Regions from separate parts of the Homo sapiens genome. Here region 2 is linked to region 1. Evidence: chromatin contacts called from ENCODE Hi-C or POLR2A ChIA-PET data. All regions are on one chromosome and are shown on one strand. Each heading gives the region's core, a stretch centred on a gene start or an enhancer-like site at or near the end of the contact. The rest is flanking DNA. Distances are from core to core; before and after follow the strand shown.

Region 1 (4,837 bases), core at 720-3,219:
CGGGCTGCTCCGGCAGACAAATAACAGAGGAAGGCGAGTCACTCACCGTGGTCTTGACAGGCACGTAGAGCACTTGCTTGGCGCCGCCGCCTCCCCCGCGGACCTCGTCCGGCTGGCCCAGCTGGAAGCCCTTCGATTTGACCCAGAATTTAAATTTGGCGTTGTCCGTGGAGCTCGACTCGGAGCCATTGAGGAGCTGGACGATCCGTTCGTATTTTTTACGGGTCACCGTCTTGGTCTTGCCTGAGTCCCCGTAAGTCCTGAGGCACCAGTCCTGGAACTGGCGGTACATGTCGCGCTCGCTCTCCATGTTCCCCGCGCTCGGCCGCTGGCCGGATGCTCCCAGCGCACTTCGCACCTGTTCACCCTAGGCTCATGAAAAATGCAGCCCCGGCCACGTTGCAGGGATGCGAGGTCCCGGCCGCAGCGGGAGCCTGCTTTGGGTGGGGGAAGGGATGGGAAGAGGGGAGGAGGGTCCGGTTGGGCACCAGCAATCAATGCCCCGTGCTACCAAGTCTGGTCCATTCGTAATTGCAACGGCTGTCTCGGACGTTTTTCCTGTTCCCTTAGCGGTCGGTCTCTTTAATATTTTGTGACCAGGACCATCCCAACACCATTCTGGCCCAGAGGAGCTGGGTTTTCAATAATTAAAATCCCATTCCTTGGTTTATTAAAAATCCCAATATTGAATTGGGGTGGTCCCTAGACGCCTCGCCCCCGGGCTGCGTCCGGGGCTGGGCAGGTGGAGCGCAGCGCCGCCTCCCCGCGCGCGCCCCAGAAGCTTCCCCAGCCACTGGCCCCGTGGTCCAGGAGTGAGGGCTGCGCCTCTCCCGAAAGCAGCCGCCCGCCCAGCGCCTTTGAGCCCCGAAGGGCACACGGGTCCCGGATCTCTCCTTCCTCCTGGGTCCTGCTTTGACCTTCCCCACGACGGGTGTTAAGGGACTAGAAAGAGAAAGTTCTTACCTGTCATGTTTTTAAACCTATCAAATTCTGTTTTACAGAATTTTTTATCAAGATATTTTTTAAAACGGTTTAAAATGTCATTTCTTCAGATGCATTTTGAATAAATTCCAGCCCTGTATGTAGATTCTACGAGTTAAGTCCCAGAAATTAGCAAAGCATTGATGGAGATTTGGCCATAGTTCTACAGGATAGATTGTAGTGCCCCAAACAGATATCCGTTCCAGGGGGATGTGGGTAACCGAAGGCAGGCCGCTGGCGGCGGGTATCCCGAATAATGATGGGACCCCCAGACAGGACTCCTCTGGTTTCTGCTGAACAAGACATAGAAGTAAGTTTAGGATACAGATGCTTGAAAACCTTTGCACGAAATTAAAATATATACAGAAAGATCATTTTCCCCTTGCTTGGTCACAGTTTGCAGTTCACACGGGAGGTTTCAGTTGTCTATTTTCCCCCTGCCACGTCATGGACACCCCCTCCACTGCTCTGAGTAGCCAAATATGAGTTCCTCTGGACTATTTTTCCAAGCAGATGAAGTCAGCAGTTGCTCCATTCAGGACTTCCATCCATTTGTTTCCAGAGCTGGAAATAGGGGAGTTCCCATCCTCCTCGCGCGGCGGCTGCGGCCGCTCCTCTTTATTCTACTCTCACCCGAGGCCCGCGCCCGTCCCGGGGAGCGGCTCTGCCAGGAAAACGGCCCGACCAGTGCCCGGCGCCTGGGCTGCGTCCGAGCCCACCTTCTTCCCTCGTCGTCGTCTCCCAGACTAAATCCCGGAAAGGGAAAGCGGGATGTTTGCGCCCACCGCGCTGTAGCTGGTCCTGACACTTGCAAAATGGTCAGTGGCTCCTGCTCGGCCAGGCTGAGTGTGTGCGTGTGTGTGAGCAAGGGAGCGAGGGTGTGCGGTGTGCAGGGGGTGCGCTGTGTGTGCGCGCGTCTCCGGGAAGGTCTCGCGGCGGCTGGAGCCGGGACTGACAGCCCGGGCGGAGCGCAGGCAGCTCCACACGCTAAACCTCTCGCCTCTCCCCTCACCCCCACCCCTCCCACTCCCCTCTCCTTCCCCCACCCTCCCCGGCCCCTTCCAAGCTCTCTGATTGGCCAATGGGACAAAAGTTTCTGTGGAGACGGCTGGGCGCTGACGTCACGGGCAGAATTGTCCCATTTAGGGATCCCGGGGGCAGTGCGCATGCTGCAGGCTGCAGGTTAGAGGCAGAAGGAGGTAGCAGCGGGCCCGGCGGCAGCCAGGTGGCAGAAAGGAGCACGCAGCATCCAGGTGGGGGGACGACTCCAGCAGGGTTTCCATGGAGATTCCTCTGGGTCTAGCCTAAAAACAGCAGATCAGCTGACACCATTAGCTCAGGACCTAATTACTGCTTATTGGAGCAACAAATGAGGGAAAGGGCCAGCTGCAAAGGAAGAGTTTTTATCCCCCCACCCCATTCCCCCATCTCCTTTCTCCCCCTCTCTCCATCCCTCTTGAGTCCCGGGTGAATTCTCATTAACTTGCAAGATTCCTGCAACAACAGCTCCCCTTCTCCAGAGGCCACCCCGACTGCTTTTATTCTTTTATTTCCTTCTTTTGTATTAAAAAGAAATGCTAAAATAAATCAGTTGTTGAGTCCTTGAATTTTTGTTCAATACGTATTAGACCATAGAGCTCAGAGAAGACACTGTCCAATGAAGTCACAAGTGAATCTAATACAAGGGACTCAGGGGAAAAATATCACTTTCAATTTATTGAGGTGAATCTTTAGATATTTCACATTAAAAAAATCTTAATATCTTAAATACATAAATATTTGAAACACGCAATTGGACAGAAGATATCCTGAACCACCCTTCTAGTGGGGTATACTTCACAGGAGCAACTCTGTTAAGTTTCCCTTTGTGGCATCAGAGCTCAATTTAGTTAGATATTGGTCATGTGTTTCCTGGAAGTTTCTGGAAAGATAATTGGTCCTGGGGTAGTCATTCAAGAATAAGCTGGTTCTATAGAATTCACTTTCTCATATGGTTATAGTTCACAATTATAGAACTATTTTATGCAGCTTTTCATCTAAAAAGGCATCCCATCCCCTCTAAGCTTTATTTATGTACTTTCAGCCTCCAAAAACCTTCCTTAATCATTCAACTTAATATTAACTTTCTTCTATAATCATCTGTATTGTGTCTTTCAAACATTTTTTAGCCCTGTCTTGTAGTAAGCCATACACTTTACATTGACATGTAGTGCATACATACATTTGTTCTGCAAAAATTTTATGAAAACATCTATTTTATTACCTGCAATATACACTGATATTTGCCTTTTTCTCTCCTGTTGATTTTGTTATTATTATTTGGTAAAGTATAGTCCCAACCAAAAAAATTTATTTTATGACCCAGCAAAGAATGACTGGCAACCTACAATTTGAAAAATATTGTTTTAGATCATAATGACTACACTGCTCCTTTTACCTTATTTATATTTTCATATGAGTATGTTTTGTTGGTCAAATAAAATCTTAATTGGAAAACCCTTGAAAGTTTATGTCTTTTTTCTTGTTTTGTGCAATGAACAATGTGCACAGTAAGTGCTTAATAAATTGAGTTAATAAATTAATGAAAGAAGGAGAACAAGAGTAAGGGAAGGAAGGAAGAAGGTAGGCATAATCTTTGTCCATTCTTGTTGGCTTTTGCTGGGTAGTGTTTGGTTGAAGTTGGTCCCCCGTCTTAAGGAAATGACAGGGCTTTACCACACACACATGTGTTCATTGTATTTATAACTATACTTGACACCCTAATGCATAGCAACTAGAACACCCTAGACATACAGAACTCCCAGAAGATAAATATGTCATCAACCCCCACTTGTATTCACTAGATTTGATATACAAGCACAAAAACCCCACAAAATGAAATAGATTATATGAAATACATTCTTTTTAAGAAGAAAAGGTAAATGATTAACTACTGAAAGACTGTTTGCATTGGAGGAAAGGAATACAGGGTTCAAAGATTTCAAGGGTCCTAAGTCTCAGAGCCCTGCAGATTCTCTTGTTTTCAGTGGAACCCAAAGTGTAATATGCTCTGTACTTGCACCCATTATTAGTTGTGCTGGCTGAGCCAACACCTTCAACCATATCTTGTCCACCTAGGAAGGTAGGCACCTAACAAAAATCTAAAATCTGCTTCAGCAACTTACTCTGGACTAATTTTCCTTCTTTGAACTTCTCTAGAGTCAGGTCTGACCAGCCCCATCTCAGGGTCATCCTGAGCTGCTTCCTCAGCTATATGGTTCATGTGAACAGGCTGCCTGGGATTTAACCTGGTATGTTCCCAGGACACTTTCCTCAGAATTGCCTGGCTACAAAGCATATCTCTCCGAAATGTTTTTCTTCACCCCTTCTGAATGCCAATCCCCAATCTGGGCCCAGGGGTCCTGTCTGCCTGGCAGGCAGAGGAAGAAAAGAGAGGAAGAGGAAGGCAAAAAGGTATGTGAAACTTATATTTTAATTTAAAATAATCCAAAACGTGGGCTATCATCAATATGATTTTTGTTATAGAAGTAAAATTTCTTCCAACTTCATGGTCAGTTTGTAAATGACATTTTAAAAATCCAGAAAATCTTGCACTTTATTATCAATCACAAATATTTACACAACACTATGTGTTCATCAGCAAAATGTTAGAGTACAAACAACATAGAATCTGTAATCAGAAAATCCATGTTCAAAGAATAAACAAGCTTTCATTCCTTCAAATAATTGTGGTTTTTATTAAACAAATATTAACCAAGCTTCAGTTACTCTCACAGGTTCTAGGGTTAACGTCCTCAGCAAGACAGATGTATATGCATGGTTCCCATCTCATGGAACATAAATTCTTCTAAGGACA
Region 2 (4,837 bases), core at 1,401-3,900, 430 kb after region 1:
AGTCTTAATCAACATCTTTTTAACCCCTACCATTTCTCCTGTCCATTGGAATCAGATAATGTAAGGTTGTCATTCTAAAAATACTGAAAGCCTGTCATAGCTTGCTTTAACTTTTCTTGCTTTTGTGTATTTCCCAAATATGGTACTTTTTTGGTATTGCTCAGCAACACTTGTCAAGAATTTGAATTTTTAAAAAAACTTGTCAAAAAACAAAATGTGTTATAAATCAGTCAGTTTGCTTTCATTGTCCAAACTGAAAGAGTTAAGAAACAATTTCCTTTGAGTGGTAAAAGTAATCTATTTTTATTTATCATGTAAATGTTTATATTGTAACACAATGTCTTTTTTAATGAGAAAGCAAAAATATACTTAAAAATCATTAGAATACCAACCATTTAATTTTTCTTTAAAATATTTTTATAACTTTAAATGGATACACTAAATTTTTCATACATCACTCTCCATTTAGACAAGGAAGACTACTAAACAGAGATTTTAGGGGAACACCATGAGCCATTCTCCAATAGAAGTCTATCCAAATTTCAGTTTCTGAATTTGAGGGATGAAATTAGGTTATGCATTTGGGAAGGAGGGGAGACATCACATAGCTCTGAATGAAAAAGAATCTGAAGAATTTCACACTTTCTTCCAACTAGCTCAGGAGCCACACACACTGCCATCTTTGTATTGCTAGAATACACCTTTGGACAATCATTCAGGAAGTCCTGGCCACTATTAATGAAACCTCTGCTCAGCTACTTGCTTTCCAGCTTTGCTCATAAAAATTAAAGTCAGTAGTTAAAATGGATGAAAGAGAAATTTCAGGAGAATTGGCTGACTTCAGAGTCTCAAACTGGCATCTGTTTGACTCCAAAACTCCAAAGTCTTCTAAGTAGATATTGGCTAAGAAAAAGATGAAAGAAGCTGACTGATGAAACTGATTCAAGCACTGAAACTAAAAAGGAGAGAGTATGCAGCAGGATATAGGAGAAAGGCTACTAGGAATCCCTCAACACTAGCCAGAATTTAGGGGGATAATTTACTAGCAGTGACAAATCAGACTCAAAGCACAAAAACAGTCAGGCAAATCTAGAAATTACAATCTTTCAGTAGCTGTTTAAACAGCCAAATTAGTATCCAAATTTTGCTTTTATAAAAATTCTTTTGTTTCTTTGTTTGTCTTTTGAGACAAGGTCTGGCTCTATCACCCAGGCTGGAGCGCAGTGGCGTGATCTTGGCTCACTGTAATCTCTGCCCCCCGGGTTCAAGTGACTCTCATACCTCAGCCTCCCGAGTTGCTGAGACAACAGGAGTGTGCCACCATATCTGGCTAATTTTTTTGTATTTTTGTAGAGATGGGGTTTTGTCATGTTGCCCAAGCTGGTCTCAAACTCCTGATCTCAAACAGTCTACCTCCCTTGGTTTACAAAGTGCTGGGATTACAGGCTTGAGCCACTGAATGTGGCCTTTATCAAAATCCTTATTAAGTCAAAGTTTAAGCCCAATATGTTATAATACTGTCTTGATTACCACCACCAAAGCAGTGTTAAGAGCATTCAAGTCTAAAACAGAACAGAAAAGTCCAGAGAACAACACTAATTTATTTCTACAGTGCTCATTTTGTTCTTTTATGAGAGTGTCATTTCTCAGCATCTTGGACAGTGCCCTTTCTTTCTTAATAAAATGGCCAGAATTAAATAAATATGGCTAACACTCTTTCTCCACTGTAACCACGGCTGAGGCCTAATGACAATTCAGGGTAGAATATCTTTCAGTGCTATGGAGTATGTTGCACTGTTCTTTAGCTTAGAGAACTGGGATTTTCAAATCAGCACCTTAAGTGGAATTTTGCAGCCTGCATTTTTAAAACACCTACTGCCTTCCTATCCATTTACTGTACGTGTGTGTGTGTGTGCACGCATGTGTGTGTTATGACTGGAAGGAGATGATAGCAAATATCTTCCTTTAAAATAGTACTATCCAATAGAAACAGGATGCAAGCCACATATGTAATTATAAATTTTCTAGTAGCCACATTAAAAAAGGAAAAAGAAACAGGTGAAATTAATCTAAATATATTTTACTTAGTCCAATATATCAAAACTATTATCATTTCAACATGTAACTAATATAAAAAGTTATTAATGAGGTCTTTTATTCCTTTTTTGTACTGTATGCTTGAAATCCTGTGTAGATTTTACACTTCCAACACATCTTGATTTGGGCTAGCCGCATTTCAACTGCTCAATAGCCACATGTAGCCAATGACTACTGGACTGTACAGCCCAGGTATAAGGCAGGCACTTCTTTGTACAACAGTATCTCATTTGAAATGCCTAGCTTCTGATATTTCAGCTCTCAGTTTGAACATGTTTTTCCTTACACAAGAAATCCATATATATTTCATTCTAGATTCTAACACGTACACATACACACAGACACACACAGACACACACACACACACACACACACTCATTTAACATCTGGGTTTTAACAACCTATTCTGATCTTCTTCTAAATAAACTTGAAAAATAAAATACTTCCTCTCACCAGCCCTTTCTGAAGGAGCATGTGAGCCTGTTATCTTGCGCATTAACCGGTGACCGTATTTAGTGCTGTCAGAGCTGCTGACTCATTGCCTATGAATGGCCCCGCTGCCAGTGGTGATTGTTTGACAGAATGCCAGTAATGGCTGCCTACGGCTGCTGAAAAGCTGACCTTGTAACAACATCCACATTCTTTTGGTTGCTTTTGCTGACATACTCTCAACTCAAAAACTGTTTTCAAAACAAAAGTATAATGAAGTATTGAGCTTTTAAAAGCAATTGTATTTCAGTTCTTTAAATTATCTGAGTGTACCAAGGAGGGCAGAAGGCAAAGAAATGAGTATACAAGAGAGGGAACCATCCTTGAAAGTTGACATTTGAGCTACAGGCATATAATACTTGGGGACAGTGTTCTAAGACACCATGGGCATCCAAATGAAGCAAAGCTGTGTAAACTGAAAATAAAATTCTAAGCCCCCCAACCATCGGAATGGACCCCTCCTCTCAGCCAAGAGCATTCCAGTTAACCTGGAAAACTAGTTCAGGCCGTGAGAGGAAGTGGGGGGTCAGACATCCTCCCTTTGGAATTCAGGCACAACTGAGCAGCATTAACATTAAAACAGAGATCTTAAGACTTTTTGTAGCAATAGGTCACCAAATTCCAGCCTGATCTAGTATAGCATCACCTGACAGACAGCAGGCCCTGAAAGATATCAAAGTATTTTACTCTAAATTATATTTCTTTGACATATTTTGAAATAGCCCTGCAAAGCTATTGCTTGTGGGGAAAATCTGCATTCTGTAGAGAATCCCCTTCCCTTTCCAGGTCTTTTTCCTGATCCAGGAGAGAATCGACTAAGAGTCTGGCACCTTTTTAAGTCTAATAAGAAACATTTACAATCTAATCTCTCTGAAGCCTGTTACTTGGAGACTTCATCTGCATAATAAGAACCTTGGTCTCCAAAACCCCTTATCTTAGCCCAGACATTCCCTTCTGTTGATTCCAGGTCTTTAGACAATAACTTAAGTCTTCCAACCAATTGCCAATTAGAAATTGTTTGAATCTACCTATGACCTTGAAGCTCCCCACCCCCGCTTTGAGTTGTGCCACCTTTCCTGACCCAACCAGTGTACATCTTACATGTATTGATTGATGTCTTTTGTCTCCCTAAAATGTATAAAACTAAGCTGAAGCCTGACTACTTTGGGCACATGTTCTCAGGAGACAGGGCTGTGTCACTGACCATTGCCCACTCATATTTGGCTCAAAATTTATCTTTTCAAATATTTTTCAGAGTTTGACTCTTTTGTCAACAACTATTATGATATCTATTTTTTATCTTTCTCAGTATCATTTATTAGCTCTGTATTACTAACCTATTTGAAATTCTGTTTATTTGCAAAATGTATTCCATTCTCCACCCTGAAAACATTTTCCCCAAGTGGAGCTTCTAAACAAAGAATATGAGATGCTCTCCATTAATTAATAAGAGCTAAGGTACTATTAAATACTTAAAACAGGGATCAAATTAGCAGTACTTACTAGACACTGCTCTAGCTAGTGGATACGTTGATCATTCACACTATACTCAACTTTGCCCATAAAACTTAGTGTATGCCTTCCAGCTGCAGTATGTATTGATGGCCCTGCCTTCTGTTAGAGTACAAGTTTTTAGATTCTTCTCTTTTCCTGGTGATGAGGTCTGAAACTCTTGAATCTTCTAAATTCCTACTTGGGCTGATATCCCTGCTCCCTCTTTCTGGCTTCTTTTACCCCAGAGTCTAATCTGCACTGGTAGTAAAATTTCCTTTCAGTTCACATCTCACACATAACAGCCAGAGTCTGTTTTGCTAATTTTAATCAGACAAAGGATGAGTTTCGCATAGATGAGTTTTCAATAAACAGGATGAATGAACATTCAGCTAGTTGTTTTGGCATATTTTCACCACTAGAGGGAGATAAAGGCGCCTCTCCATCCACTGTTCCCACCCTCTTTGCCCCAAGATAGGAGAGGTGACAGAGTTAAGTGCAGAGGATAATGGTCAGTGAGATCATGGAGGGAAATTAAGTTATATATTTGGAGAAATCAAAAATGTGGCAGCTTTCAAACCCTGCCAACATGTTTTATGTGGCCTACCCAGTTTGGGGCAACATTTATAAATTGGAAAATTTCACATAAATATCTGGATTTCCACCCTGAGCTTGAAAATAGAAAGATGTGGCCACACTGTATGTCTGCGCCTCTGTGTGGCAGTCAGAGGGAGCTTCTCTCTATAAACAAGGCACAAAC

The links. A loop is a pair of places that touch in the nucleus more often than their neighbours do. ChIA-PET counts read pairs that join two places held with the same protein, here RNA polymerase II (POLR2A). Pooled maps may share reads with other maps.
Region 2: a loop to region 1 is called in a map of PC-3, with 2.6 times the contacts of the local background. The contact joins the enhancer-like site here to the promoter of NOL4 in region 1. A Hi-C loop is called at or near these places in 1 of 168 maps with a recorded cell type or tissue (PC-3) and 3 of 50 pooled maps. POLR2A ChIA-PET finds 5 or more read pairs at or near these places in 2 of 52 experiments (GM12878 and WTC11).

What each region holds. Positions count from the first base shown.
Region 1 is chr18:34,222,944-34,227,780 of GRCh38, forward strand. NOL4 (nucleolar protein 4) reads right to left here and starts at 1,970. Exons shown (of 11, transcript NM_003787.5): 1 at 47-1,970. The coding sequence starts at 310.
Region 2 is chr18:34,657,186-34,662,022 of GRCh38, forward strand. It overlaps a transcript of DTNA not described here. Among named protein-coding and RNA genes, the nearest start is that of DTNA, 51 kb to the right of the region's middle. RefSeq lists enhancers at 2,208-2,711, 2,712-3,215. Within about 2 kb of position 2,651, at least 23 of the 41 ENCODE cell types and tissues checked have a DNase peak (open chromatin) inside an H3K27ac peak, as active enhancers do.